Linked DNA regions of Homo sapiens: region 1 is linked to region 2. A link is an interaction called in ENCODE POLR2A ChIA-PET data of the cell type or tissue named here. Cell type or tissue: B cell. All regions are shown on one strand. Links, peaks and the distances in the headings refer to the core of each region. The heading gives the core; the rest is flanking DNA.

Region 1 (2,918 bases), core at 323-2,822, 92 kb after region 2:
ACTTTGAGCCCCTCTAGAGTAGGGACTTCGTCTTCTTTGCCTTTGTATCTCACTGCCTAGCAGGGGAATAGCATGTGGAAGATACAGAGTAAACACTTGCTGAATGAACAAATGACCAGATGAAATAATAAATAATTAAACATACAAATGAATGAATGAAGTCAAAGGCAGAGAGGAGGCAGTATGGGTCTCAAGCAACCTGGAGCTCTTAACAACTTGCCAATTTAGCTCAAGTCCTTCCTTGTGGAGCTCTGGCCTGTTCTGGATGTTTTCCATGACAACCATGGTCCATGACCTGCCTCCTTGGGATGGCCTGGACTCTGACCACATATCACTGAGCTGAATCTGCCATAGCCCTGGGCTTTCATCTCAGGCCCCAGATAGACTGTCAATGAGCCATCAATTCTGTCCTTGCCACCATCTTCAACCAGTTTTCCCAGGGCTGCCTGCACTGGGGGATACACCTAGAAAATTTCCACGTGAGACGTGAAGCCTATGTCTTCAGGGTGACCGTGCCCCTCAGGGTGGAGTGCCAACACAGATTCCCCATGGGCATCTCAATTCTAGCAACTTGATTAGAGAAGGCACCTTCAGATGTCCCTTGTTTATATAGACTCCTGAGAGGGAAAGTTGGGAGTGTGTATAAGTACCTATATACATGTATTTGACTGGGATAGGCATTGACGTAAAAGTCAGGAGACTAGGGGTTCAGCCCCAACTTTGTCAGCATGGCAAAATGGTTAAGCATGTGGACTCTGGAATTGTACTGCTGGGTTAGAATCCCAGCTCTCGCACTTACTAGCTATTCAGCCTTGGGGAGGTTACCTAACTGTGGTGTGCTTCATTTCCCCACCTATAGAATGGAGACAATGATATTCTCTGCCTCATAGAGCTGCTATGAAGAACACATGAGGTAGGCTGGGCTCCGTGGCTCACACATGTAATCTCAGTGCTTTGAGAGGCCAAGACGAAAGGATCGCTTGAACCCAGGAGTTTGAGGTTACAGTGAACTATGATCATGCCACTGCACTCCAGTCTGGGTGACAGAGTGAGACCCAGTCTCTGGAAAAAAAAAAAAAAAAGAATATGTGAGGTAATATATGTAATGTGTTTAGAATAGTGCCAGGCCCATAGTAAGTGTTAAATAAATGTTAGGAATTGTTATTTTCTCAGACCCTTAGTTCATGTTATTCCTTCTGCCTGGAATGTTCTACCCTCTGGCTTTCTGCATGCCCAGCTCCTTCTCCAAGTCTCCACTTAAGGTCATCTCCTCAGGGAGACCTTCCTTGACCTTATCTAGAATATATTCTCCCCCTCACTCCTGCATCACTGAATACATAGAGGATGGATCAGGGTGTCTCTGAATCTCTTCTGGTTCTTATCTTGTGTATTTTCCACAATGTTATTTTTTAGGCACACCGTTCCTCCCATAAGCCTAGGCTATTCATTTATGTGATTAATACAGAGTAACAAACTTGTAAACTGCAGGCATATTTGATCTGGAACAGGCTGAGGAATCTGGCACCATCCGGTGGGCCACTGATTGTATTTCCAGTTTGCATCTGGTCTTTCTTGTTACATCTTTTCTCCTGTGCCAGAAGTTTCATTGCCAAAAGTGGTCAGAGACTTAAATGTTTACTTTTTCGTTTTGGCAGCATCAGTAAACTGGATTATTAAAGTTTTGTCTTCCCTCTTTGAAACCCCCAAAAGAAAAGAAATTACAAGAAGAAATCTTGGCATACAAAGAAAATAATTCAAAGAATGTAATCATAATAGTAGTCAATGGTTTTCAGACTGACATCTGTACATTAAGAATATGTAAAAATACCAATTTTATGCTCTGACAACTTATTCTGAATTGGGGTGGGGTAATATCTTGGGAATCCCAATGTGAAAGCATTACATAATGTCAGCTATTCATGTGCTTCTTTGATGAGATATCAACAGGAATGTGAATTCCTAAAGGGAGAGTGGTCTTAACAAGTGGGAGGGGAGAGGGAACGCATAAGAAAAGGAAGGAAAGGGCTGGGTGTGGTGGCTCACGCCTGTAATCTCAGCACTTTGGGAGGCCGAGGCGGGTGGATCACCTGATGTCAGGAGTTCGAGACCAGCCTGGCCAACATGGTGAAACCCCTGTCTCCACTAAAAATTACAAAAAAAAAAAATTAGCCAGGCGTGGTGGTGGGTGTCTGTAATCCCTGCTACTCAAGAGGCTAAGGCAGGAGAATCGCTTGAACCTGGGTGGCAGAGGTTGTGATGAGCTGAGAATGTGCCATTGCACTCCAGCCTGGGCAATGAGCAAAAACTCTATCTCAAAAAAAAAAAAAAAAAAAGAGGGACAAAGGAAGAGAGAAGATGTCAAATCATAATGAAAGAGTGGTTGTGTAAAGAAAAGTTAATGCATATATTTTTAAACAATACATACAATCCCAAATCTAAGCCAACCATATCTAGGGGTTACTTATCTCTGTTTTGAGTTTCCACAATTACCACCATGATGGCATTGAACATCATGTTGGGAAGAGGTGTGCAGCAGCACACCATTATATCGTGTTTCCGCCATACAGATCAACTAGAGGTAAATTGCCTTAAGAACTAAGACAATAGTACAACAATTAAGAGCTGGGTGTGCTGGTTGATGCCTGTAATCCCAGCACTTTGGGAGGCTGAGGTAGGAGGATTGCTTGAGCCCAGGAGTGCGAGACTGCCTGGGCAACATAGGGAAACCCATCTCTACAAAAAATTTAAAATAGCAGGCCTGGTGGTGCACACCTGTAGTTCTACTCTCTCAGGAGGCTGAGGTGGGAAGATCACTTCAGCCTGGGAGTTTGAACTTAAAGTGAGCTATGATTGTGCCACTGCACTCCAGCCTGGGCAACAGAGCTAAAAAACAAATAAGAAAACAAACAAACAAAAAC
Region 2 (2,918 bases), core at 216-2,715:
CTGGAACTAGACCACTAGAGTTTGAATCCCATCCCTCTTACAATTTACCAGCTACATGACCTTGGGTAAATTACTTAACCTCTCTATGCCTCAGTCTCTTCATCTGCAAATGGGACTAAGAATCATTTCTATCTCATAGGATTACTATTAGGATTAAATTAATGAATTACTTAAAACAGTGGTAGCTACATACTAGGTGCTCCTTAAATGTAAGATGTTATTTTCAGTGGTGTCTTTGTAAAGATTAATGACTAGCTTCCGTCTTAAAATATTCATATTTTTCACATTTGCTTTAAAAAGCACAAGGCGAGGGCGGTGGGGGAGTAAAGATGCTCAATGGGTGCAAAAAAATAGAAAGAATGAATAAGACCTAGTATTTGATAGCACAATGAGGATACTATAGTTAGTAATAATTTAACTGTACATTTAAAAATAACTAAAAGAGTGTAATTGGGTTGTTTGTAACACAAAGAATAAATGTTTGAGGGGATGCATACCCCATTTTTCATGGTGGGTTATTACTCATTGCATACCTGTACCAAAATATCTCATGTACTCATAAATATATATATATATGCCTACTATGCACCCATAAAAATTAAAAATAATAATAATAATAAAGCACAAGTGGCCCCCTTGGAAGCTGGGGAGGGGAAGGTAGCCACTCTCACACTGTTTTAAGAATGCATCAGGGTTGTCCTTTATAAAGGGGGATCTCAGAGTTATAGGCAAGCCTCTGAAGCTGCCCCCAGGGGTGAGAGATTTTGCTCATCTGCCTTTAGCAGTCACCAAGTAAAAACAAAGAGCATCAGCTTACACTGAGAAGAAACTGTAGTGGGAAGAACAAGACTGTAATTGAATCATAACAACTCTAAACAAATTTTAAATTTTAAATATGACAGGCTGTCAAGACTCATCCAATAAGAACACACTCAGGACCTTTTCTAAGCCAGGGACAGTTGGGCTGAGTTGGCAGTCACACCAAATTGCCCGTCCCTTACCTGCTGAGCGTGAGCAGGACCCTGGCTGCCGTACTGCAGAGCACACTAGACGTTCCAACAGAGAAAGGAGCTCAGCATCAAACTCTTCCTATGAATAAGGAAACTAAAACCCAAGATGCTCAAATGACTTGCCCAGAATTGCACAGCGAGTCAGCCCAGACTCCCAGCCCCCATGCCCCAGCACTTTACTTTAAGCCACATTCAAAGGAAGCGCGGTCCCTCTGCTAAATACTTCCTATGTGAGGCATAAAAGCTATTTGGATTTCAAACCCACTTAGAATTTGAGGTTTAAAACTCTGAGGGACTTTGTGGCATTTAAGGATCCCATGGAAACATCACTCTTCCTTCTTTGAAAGGCTAGGCTTCTCACCATCATCCCACGCCCCCCGCCCCACCACCAGTCCTCACAAAATTACAGTGAAAGAGAAAATCATGGTGCCTTGAAAAAGGAAACAGGAAGATAAGGCTGAAGAAACACCCACATCTATGGCACTGATCAAACTGCCATCAGTGCAGTAAGAAGCTTGGGCCATCAGCTATGCCGAGAATTCAAAACCCAGGGGTCCAACTGTGCCAAGCTGCAAGGGGCCCCACAGGTGGCACCCAGGCCTGTGACTGTTGTGGAGAAGAAAGAGGACACAGATAGAGGTCGATGTGAGTGGATCACTTGAGTCCAGGAGTTCGAGACCACCCTGGGCAACACGATGAAACCCTATCTCTACAAAAAATGCAAAAAATTAGCCAGGCATGGTGGTGGCACCTGTAGTCCTAGCTACTTGGGAAGCTGAGGTGGGAAGATCACCCGAGCCTGGGAGATCAAGGTTGCAGTGAACCATGATTGTGCCTCTGCACTCCAGCCTGGGTGACAGAGTGAGACCCTGTCTCAAAAAAACAAAAAAAAAAAAAAAAAAAGAAAGAGGAAATGGATAAACAATCTCAGAAGGCCTGCTACCAAAATTAGAATTAAGAGCAGAACTAACAAAACATCTTCCCCAGGGCCACCTCCAGCCCGGGACAAGTTTTGTTAGCCTGCACAGTATATTTGTTTTTATTTGACTTAGTTGCTAATATTTTTAAGTTGGGAGATTTTTCATAAATATCTGAATTCTAGCTTCTCTTGAAAAATCAGAACACCCAACAATACTGGCCTCACGTTCTCACATGACCCAACCAGTTGGTACTAAATAGAGCTGCCCCTCTAAGCTGGGAGTGCCACTTGTACTCCCCACCCCTTGGCCACGGTGCTGGAATAGAAGAAGGAAGACCCCATTCAACCCACCGTTTGGGTCAGCTTTGGGATGGCCACCTCCAATGGACACTCAGACTGGATCCAGCGATCCCTGCAGGTTGTGCAGCCTCCCAGCACGTTTGTCCATAAGAAGTCAAATGAACAAGGTGATCTGTGTCCCAGGAAATCCCCCACAAGCCTAACAGAACTAGTTCAGTGATGCTTAACCCCTTGTCAGTCATGGTTTCCTAGGCTGGTCCCCTGGAAGGTAACAGGAAGTCACATACTCCTAGGGGTGAACCGTGGAGATGCCCCTGTGGCTATAAGAATAGCCACAAATCCAGCCATCACTCCCTCCCCAGCTGTTTGAAATCAGAAAGGGTGAAAAGTTGCCTCCAAGGGAGGCAAGGGCTGGGAGAGATGTGGACCCTCTTACACAGTGTCATTTGCAAGGCAGGCATTTAGAAGCTGCATTCATCTGAATGCAGTGGGAGCTTTGCCTTCATCTGAAAAATAAAACTGTATGCTGGGATGGCTCTGGCTTTGGGGGTTTAGGGGTGAGGAAGGCAGCCGCATGAGATTGTCCTACACTTAGTGAGCTGTCACTGAAGAGAGCAGGAAGGAGCCAGAGAATACTCCCAAAAAGGAGCCCCCAGTGAAGAGCACTGGAGAAGGCTAAGGATGAGAGA

What was found. Peaks named below come from ENCODE experiments on the same cell type or tissue, not always from the same donor. Only the 100,000 strongest peaks of a DNase experiment are listed, where the experiment ranks them.
Region 1: POLR2A ChIA-PET joins it to region 2 with 5 read pairs; 7 of 35 experiments call an interaction of 5 or more read pairs at or near these places.

The regions. Positions count from the first base shown.
Region 1 is chr9:37,101,121-37,104,038 of GRCh38, forward strand. No RefSeq gene overlaps it. Among named protein-coding and RNA genes, the nearest start is that of ZCCHC7, 18 kb to the right of the region's middle. In B cell, for the core only: no CTCF peak of the experiment used is centred there; no DNase peak of the experiment used is centred there.
Region 2 is chr9:37,009,235-37,012,152 of GRCh38, forward strand. All of the region lies in intron 3 of PAX5 (paired box 5), which reads right to left. Among named protein-coding and RNA genes, the nearest start is that of PAX5, 24 kb to the right of the region's middle. RefSeq lists an enhancer at 2,342-2,411. In B cell, for the core only: no CTCF peak of the experiment used is centred there; DNase peaks (open chromatin) are centred at 1,161, 1,587, 1,964 and 2,409; H3K4me3 peaks cover 1,918 bases; H3K27ac peaks cover 2,500 bases.